Regions from separate parts of the Homo sapiens genome. Here region 1 is linked to region 2. Evidence: chromatin loops called from intact Hi-C (ENCODE). Cell type or tissue: breast epithelium. All regions are shown on one strand. Links, peaks and the distances in the headings refer to the core of each region. The heading gives the core; the rest is flanking DNA.

Region 1 (4,392 bases), core at 136-4,135, 440 kb after region 2:
CATGGTTCTGCTTCTGGTCGAGTGTATCCGCCTCTCCTGGACAGAGGGGCCCAGAGAGGGAAGACCTAGAAGTAGGAAAAGCTGGCCTTTGGGCACACCATGGGTTTAAATTGCTCACATGATGCCGATTGGCCTCAGAGTAACCCAGGCACTGATGGCTGCCCCTGCAACAGCGCCTCCCTTCCATGCACTGCGCCGTGCACTCTGTGTGTTCCTGACCTCTTGGTGGCTGTCTGGAGGGGAGCTGGGGAGACCTCTGTCTCCGTAAGGGGGCCTGCTCTTTATCTAGACAAGGTGGAACCTGGCCACCCTGAACACTGTGGGTATAAATACTCTTAGAGCGGAGGGTTGAAGGCCAAGTGTGGCATTCCTGCTGGCTGTTGAAAGAGTTGTCCTGTCATCTCCTCTTCCTGTTCCTCTCCCCCTCTGTCCCCTCAACTCCCTTCTGGTTCATTATAGGCATCAGAAACGCAGCTCAGGCAGGTTGGTATGGGCGAAGGGCAACAAGGAGATAAGCCCACAGCAGCATGGTGAGGGGCACCAGGGCCGGGGGTGGGGCACCCTGTGCGGAGTCTCTATCCATTCTTCCTATCAGCGGCCCACAGGCCAATGTTAGGGGCCCTCTCTGGAATGCAGGCTATGTACCCCTGGGGAAGCCTGCTCACCCAGGGGCTCTGGTTCGAAGATGCCCACTGACTTGTCCCAGAAGCTCTTGGAGCCCACCATGGCACTTACTGAAGGAAGGGGACCAGCGCTAGGGGAGCACAGTTCCCCATGGCAGGCAACCCCAGCTCCTGGCTCTGGCTGGTGGGGGTGGTGGTGGAAATGCCACAGTTCCATGTGCCAGGGGCCAGAGAGCAGGATCCTGAGAGTAGGGCAGGGAAATGAGGCCTGCCATCACAGCTCAGGTCTTTGAGGGGCAGGCTTAAGCCTGGATATGCTCCCTCTCCACAAGAGACCACGTGGCTACCTAGAACCCCTGGTTCTCTGATGTAAAACATCTTTAAGTCCAACATCCTATGACCTATCAACATGTCTTCATGGCCTCTTTCAACCTCTCCAGGCCTCAAGTCTCTCAACTGTAATACGAGGGGGTTGGACTGGATGATCTATAGATCCTTCCTGCAAGTCTACACTGGTCTATGATTTTTAATTGATCCTGGAACTCTACATCTCAAGAACCCACAATGGCTCCCTGAGTCCCACTTTATAAAGTCCAGATCCTTCTGCCTCTTAGTCGGTCCCCCTTATAGACTTCCTCCAGCTCTCAGCTGAATTTCAGTAAGGCAGTGTCCTTATTGTCCCTCAGTTGTGTCATTTCTTTGGCTCTTGGTTCATGATATTTCCCCCATCAAAAACACCCTTCCTGGAAACAGTTTGGCAGATACTCAAAAAGCTAAAGATAAAATTTCCATATGATCCAGCAATTCCACTTCTAGGTATATACCCCAAAGAATCAAAAGCAGGGACTCAAACAGATATTTGTGCATGCATGCTCCTATCAGCATGAATCACAATAGTCAAAAGGTGGAAGAAAATCAAGTGCCCATTGACAGATAAATGGATAAACAAAATGTGGTATAGACATAAAATGGAATATTAGTCAGCCATGAAAAAGAAGGGAATTCTGACACATGAATAAACCTGGAAACCATGATGTGAAGTGAAATAAGCCAGGCACAAAAAGAAAAATATTGTATGATATCCCATGTGTGCTATTTGTAGAGTGGGTGAATTCATGGAGATGGAAGATGGAGGGGAGGCATTGCTGTAGGGGAGTTATTGCTGTAGGGGAGTTATTGCTGTAGGGGAGTTATGGTGGGTACATGGCTTTTGTTTGGGGTGATGAGAGGGTTTGGTGGGGTGCCGGGGGATGGTCATGGGCATTGTCCAACATTGTAGGTATGCGGGGTACTGCTGAACTGTGCACTTAAAACTAGTTCAGATGGTGAATTTTATGGTATATTTTACTGCAATAATAATTTGCCAAAAAGAAAAGAAAAGAAAAACAGTAACAAAGCTGTCCTGCCCTCTTCCTCCTCTGTGGCCACTCCCTCCCGCTAGGTTTAGCTCTCTTCTTGCTATAATACTGGGGCAGGCCTCTGAGCTCCTTAAGCATTTTCAGGAAACACCTTGGCGCCATGCACAGGCTGGTTCCAGAGGAGGACCTCAGATAACGCAACACTATTTTCTTCCTTTTGAAAGAGTGACCCTCTGTGGTCTCCTTCCTGCCCAGGGGCCACTGCTCTCTCTTGGTAGTGGCTGGGAGCCTCCCTGGGGAGCCAGGGACAGGGCGGTGAGCAGTTACATAACCCGCAGGGAGATTTTTTCCATCAGCCCAGGCGGTGCCAGCTTTCCAGCGGCAGCCACGGCAGGTAGAGGCGCCCTGTCTGGGCCGGCCGTGCCCGGGCAGGGCAGAGATGCTGCGATCTGGAGCCGCTTAGCATAGCTCAGATTCCCCGCGGCGGCTGGGGGCCGGCCGCTCACAGAGCTGGGGGGAAGGATCTGCTGTCTCCTGCCTGCCTGGCTCCGGGGAAGGAGGAGGAGGAGGTGCTGGGGGTGAGCTGCCAGCCAGCCAGGGGTGACCCTCTGGGGCCTGGGACACCCGAGCTGGCCTTCTCCGGTAACCCACTTATCTGCAGGGCCTGCTTCGGCGTGGCAGCCTCAGACAGGGCAGTGCCCGGCCAAGTTCTATCAGGGGATTTAGCAGGGAAAATGAACCCTGGGTGGGGGGTGAGGGCATGCAGGGAAGGGGACACGGTCTGGCAAGGGACACGGGTGATGGTGAAATAATTCCTGACCTGGGTAAAGCTCTCCTGGCCCAGAAGCGAGAGGGAGAAAACCCCAGGCCATTCCCTTTTGTGGCTGTGGCCTGTGCTATTCCCATGCCTGCCTATCCATGCTCCTTCCTCCCCAGTGAAGGAAGCTCCTGGAGCCAGCCAGCTGATGCCTGATGAATACCTTGTGGGTACCAGTATGGTGGTGGGACACAAAGATGACCCAGACGCATTCTTTGCCCCAAGACATCCACAGATACAAGTCTCAGATAAGAAAAGCTTAAACAGGGGAGCCCAGAAGACTTCATGAAAGGGACACATGGTAAATGTTCAAGAGTCAGAGGAAGGTGAGGTCCCTGGGCTGGGAGATCAGGGAAGGTTTCCTGGAGGAGGCAGATTTGACTAGGAGGAAGAGTACACCTGTCAATCCTGGGCCCACCGCCCAGGAAGACAATAGTCTAAAAGCACTCATTGCCTGCCCTCATTGTTCCACATTTAATCAGCGTAGGGGGGGGAAATGGAAATGCTGCCCAAGACTGAGGCATGGGGTGGTCTTTGGGAATCTAGGATGGGATAAAGTTAGAAGGGCCTCCCAGTTCATCCCACCAGGGCAGGGCACCCACACTGATGGAGCCATCCGAGTGGTGTGGCTCAGAGCTGGGGTCCGTGCATGCATTACCTCATTTAAGCTCTACCACAACCCAATCATCCCTTGCAGGACGGAAACGTGGGTGCAGAGACATGTTTTAAATGCTCAAGATCAGCATCGAGGCAGCAATCGATGCTACTGCACAGGTTTGCTACTCCTCAGGCCTCAGCGTTGCTGCCTCAGGGCAAGAAATCCTGTCTAGAGAAATGAGATTCGGGGGCACGACCCACACCTGTCTGCTCCAGATGGCCCAGCTGACCTGATTCATGAAGCTGCAGGCTGGTCTTGCTCTCCCCTCCTGAGCCACCCACGCTCCTAACAACACAGGGCAATGGCCACTTTTCACGGGAAAGGAGTGACTTTTGTCCAAGGCTCCCTCAGCCTCTGCACATCTAGAGTCTCTGACAAGGCCTGCAGTAGACTGCCCATGAGACTTGTAAAAGCCCATGCCGTGCACAGAAAGGCACTTTGGGCTTTCTCAGGAGCGGGGCTCTCTGTGATTTTGAAGAACACAGTAGTGGCGCAGTGGCGCAGTGGCACAGTGGCGCAGTGGCAAAGAGGCAGGAAGCTGGGCACTTGGTTTTGCAGGAAGCTCACTGGTCCCTGGGGGCCTGGGGCAGTAGTTGGCACAGCAGCAGCACCCAGGCCCCCCTGATGATATGATGACTGGACACCTGGCATGCTGCTGTTCTGGGCACTTTCCAGGACTGGCTGAGGATCAGTGGTCATTTTCTTTCCTCGCTTATTTTCAGATTCAAAAATCAAAATGCTTGTTTATGATCCGGTCATCGGCTGCTCTGTCTCACTGAGCACTTCAAAGCTCCAGAGAGAACCACAGGCTTAGCACTCCTGGAAGCCACATGTTCCCCCGCCCCACCCAAACTGAACAGTCAGGGCGATCTGGTCTAAGCACTGACATTGAGGTATCCCACCTGGGTCCTTGAATGCAATGCTTAAGATTTGCAC
Region 2 (4,392 bases), core at 196-4,195:
TACCTGCCGCCACTTGCGGAGATATGTTTATGTGTTGGACAAACTGTATTTCCCCCACTCTCACTGTTCTACGCTTCAGCATTGCTTCTCGACCCTCAGTGACAATGGAGAGGAACTCTTGTCTTTAACTTGCTCTCACATTCTCAGATCCTATGCTTCCAGGTTATTAACCTCTGCTGTCCATTTACTGCATGCTGCATGTTGTATATGACTGACAATTGCATGTTTTAATAAGACATGTGTCAATTAAATTATTAAAGAGAACATTTATATTTGAAATGGTACTAAATAATTTTTTTAAAATAATAGCTGGATTTTGTTTCCTTACAAATGTCTTCTTAAGTAATTTATATTATGTTTCACGGGAGAGAGGAAAGCTTTCAACCACAGAGTTGTCTATATAAACTTGCCAGAACTATTCTATACCGCATTCCATTTGGGAATCTTTTGATTTATAGTAGTTGGAGTGCTCTGATGTTTTATATGAAATAGACTCTACAGTTACTATGACCTTTGAGTTCTCCTTCATGCAAGCACACCTGAGAGCTAGCTGTAGGATTTCACCTATGTTCCGATAGAGGTGCATTCAGTTGAGCAGGTTGATTTTATAGGAAGGCAGAAATTATACTATTGGGGTTTTGTATTTTGTACTCATTTTATTTACATACAGAGTGGCTATAAAATCATATAAAATCAGCAGGTTGCAATGTGTCATGGATGAATGTAGATTAAACATAATGGGGGTCAGTGGAGTAAGAAAGAGACAAGCTGTCAATCTCGAATATCAGAGAAAATCAACACCTGCTGTTTTGTGTTTATCGTGCACCAAAATAGAGGGGCAGTATGACATTACCACTTTGTGCTTTGCAGTTAACATTTTTAACACGTTTTTTTTTTTCTAAGTAAGAGATGACTTATACCAGCACTATACTGTTAGCTAGATATGGTGATTTAAGGCAATAACTTCACTGCCAGATGATTTAGATGAAGAAGGAGAAAACTCCATGACAACCTTAACCAGAAATTAGCAAACATTTAGAATTTAAAATAGACCTTTTCAGATGATGAAACATATAAAACTTGAGACTATACATAATATCTAAGTGAAAATACTTGATTGCTAGGAAAGGAAAGCAGTCTGGTGTGTAAGTTGACAGAGACTTTTCTTGGAAGCAGAAAGATTTTATAGACTCGTGATGATGTTGATCAGCCTCACATCGAGTCATTGTAGATACTTTTGAGAAATAAAAAACTGAGGGTTAGAAAAGTAGGTGAAAATAATAGAATTAACTGTTACGTATGTAATGTTAGAAGAATTTATCAAATTTAGCAGACTAAACCCAGTGACTTTCCACTGGCTTATGGAAAGTGAGGGAATATCAGGTAAGTTGCATGATACTCTCAGGAATTGGAGACAGAGTGTGTCTGGTTTCAAGGAATGAGGAGAACTGCTGCTGATCATTGAACTTCTGAAATGTGCAGGATAATTGACGTCTTTTTCTTTTTAATTTTTTTTTTTTTTTTTTTTTTGAGATGGAGTCTTGCTCTGTCACCCAGGCTAGGCTGCAGTGACTCAATCTCTGCTCACTGCAACCTCTGCCTCCCTGGCCCAAGCAGTTCTCCCACCTCAGCCTCCCGAGTAGCTGGGATTACAGGTGTGCACCACCACGCCTGGCTAATTTTTATATTTTTAGAAGAGACAGTGTTTCACCATGTTGGCCAGGCTAGTCTTGAACTCCTGACCTCAAGTGATCTGCCCTCCTCGGCCTCCCAAAGTGTTGGAATTACAGGTGTGAGCCACTACACCCGGTCGACCTTACTCTTATTTACTAGTGTATCATCGGACTCTCCACAAAACCAATAGGAGATTTTATATGTAAGTGGAGAGAGAGAGAGATGGAGACAGAGCTATTTTGGGCTTTGGCTATTGCAGGGGCTTGCAAGTCTGAAATCTGTAGGGCAGGTTGGCAGCCTGGAAATTCAGGTAAGCCTTGATATTGCAGTCTCAAATTCTAAATGCACAGGGCAGGCCGTCAGACAAGTGACTCAGGCAGGATTTTTATGCTGTGGTCTTCAGACAGAATTCCTTCTTCCTCAGGAAACCTCAGTCTTTATAATAGCTTCAGCTGATTGGGTGAGTCCTATTCATGTTATAAAAGGTACTCTGCTTTCCTTAACATTCCATAAATGTTAATCACATCTGCAAATACCTTCACAGCAACATCTAGACTAGTGTTTGACCCAACAACTGGGCACAATAGTTTAGCCAGGTTTACACATAAAACATCATCACACTATGCTTCTCTTCTGTGTTCTTTGTTACCACGTATCTGTTCCATGTGTTTTTCTTTGTATATATCCTATCCTGTCATATCTCTCCTATGGTTTTGTGGAAACTATAAGCCTTCTGGGGGTAAACACTATATCTTGTTCATTGTTATACATCGTATAGCATATCATGCCTGGCGCATTGTTAACCCTCATTAATACAGCTGGCAGCAGATTTTAGCATTCGTCATGTGTGCCAGAGGCCCCTGTCTTTTTTCTCCTGGAGTCACACTCCTCACCTAGCAGGAGCAGACAGGAGACAGAAATACATGTTCAGCTGGGAAAATAAAAGAAAATGAAAGAAAAAGGAGAAGGAAGACAAAGTAGGGAAAAACAAAAGTTTAAAAATGAGGAGAAAGATGGAGACACCATGTGGTGAAAGCAGTGTCCAATTCCTGAGCCTCCTTCCCCTGATGCCCAGCAGAGTTCAGCCAACACTCAGTTTCTGAGTCAGTGTAGAATTTATTCTGCATTTTCTGTTTCCTCTTTCAACACCTTTCCTGGAACCCCCTCCTTCCTTACCCACTTGGGTTTCTCAGTACTCTCAGCTGGGGTTTACAGTATGAAGCCTCCAGGGGGTATTTTTTCAATATCAAGCCCTCCTGAGGCCCTGCCCATTTTTTTCTGAACAACAGAGAAGAAATACAGTGTTAATATAGTGTAGTGGCTAGGGGCATGGGCTCTGGAGTTAAGGCTTCCTCCCCATACCCCCAACCAACTTTCACTCCTTGCCTTACCACTTGCAGTCTGGGACAGGACAGAGGACACTGTTCTATTCAGGACAGACCTGAATAGATTTGCATAAAAGGAATTACCTCGCCATCTTCTCTTGCCGTGTTCCTTTGCAGGTGACAAACATTTTGCATACACAGTGACACATGGCCAGGTGGAGTGTAGTCCCTGCAGGTGAGAGATTTTCTTCAACAGAACTACATTATATAGAGAGACAAACCAAGCCAAATATCTGAATGGAGCAATCATGGACTTACTTAACAAAATCAAATAGCTTTCTGTTATGCGGAATTTAAAAATGTAACTCAGTTTCTAGAGAGAAATATAAGCTTATTTCTTAAAAAAGAACTTTACCAGCTGGGCGCGGTGGCTAATGCCTGTAATACCAGCACTTTGGGAGGCCAAGATGGGCAGATCATAAGGTCAGGAGATCGAGACCATCCTGGCTAACACAGTGAAACCCTGTCTCTACTAAAAATACAAAAAATTAGCCAGGAGTGGTGGCACACGCTTGTAGTCCCAGCTACTCAGGAGTCTGAGGCAGGAGAATCGCTTGAGCCTGGGAGACGGAGGTTGCAGTGAGCCGAGATTGTGCCACTGCACTCCAGCCTGGGTGACACAGAGCAAGACTCCGCAAAAAACAAAAAAACAAAAAAAAAACTCTACCTTAGTCAAACATGACTTACTGCTATAGATAGAAGTCTTACTCCACTGCAAACTTCTTCCAAATGTAAGAATTCGTTTCACAGCAACCCTGAAAGAGAGCACTTCTGTGTGCTGCTTACCTCAGAAGGCAGTAAAGCTCTTGCTGTTTCATTTTTAGAAAGATTAGAATATGTTAAGCCTGCCTACCAATAATTTTTGTATATTGGCTATAGCTCTGTGCTTTAGAGAAACACATAAATGTGTAAACTGTGCTGTCTATGAGGTCCCCTTGGGTTTTTGAAAACACCTGTCATTGACTCCCCTTAATTTTTGTTCTCTTCAGCTTAAATACCTTGGCCACTTAAACCATTCCTGACAGCCGATGATTTTTAGATTATGCAGTCTTTTTATTATCTTCTTGGATGATTGATAGTACCCATCATAAAATTTGATATCCAGAATTTGATATAATATTTCAGTATATTTTATAATTTAAAAATATGAATTATAAAATTATAGTTATGTTATATGTATTTTTTTCTCATCTACTATGGCAATCTGTAATAAATTATACTCTTAATTTGTCCTAAGACTGGAGTGATTTTTAAAAGCAGGCACACCTTGACTCATATAGAATTACCAGATCTTTTTCACACAAAAACACATTTCTCTAGATTTGTATATTTA

What was found. A loop is a pair of places that touch in the nucleus more often than their neighbours do. Peaks named below come from ENCODE experiments on the same cell type or tissue, not always from the same donor. Only the 100,000 strongest peaks of a DNase experiment are listed, where the experiment ranks them.
Region 1: a loop joins it to region 2, with 8 times the contacts of the local background. A loop is called at or near these places in 1 of 110 quality-filtered maps.

Annotation. Positions count from the first base shown.
Region 1 is chr18:48,769,896-48,774,287 of GRCh38, reverse strand. All of the region lies in intron 9 of CTIF (cap binding complex dependent translation initiation factor), which reads right to left. LOC107985147 (a long non-coding RNA gene) reads right to left here. Exons shown (of 2, transcript XR_001753444.2): 1 at 1-4,392. Among named protein-coding and RNA genes, the nearest start is that of CTIF-AS1, 70 kb to the left of the region's middle. In breast epithelium, for the core only: no CTCF peak of the experiment used is centred there; a DNase peak (open chromatin) is centred at 2,407; H3K27ac peaks cover 1,387 bases.
Region 2 is chr18:49,205,321-49,209,712 of GRCh38, reverse strand. DYM (dymeclin) reads left to right here. Exons shown (of 18, transcript NM_001353214.3): 14 at 1-162. Among named protein-coding and RNA genes, the nearest start is that of MIR4744, 160 kb to the right of the region's middle. In breast epithelium, for the core only: no CTCF peak of the experiment used is centred there; no DNase peak of the experiment used is centred there.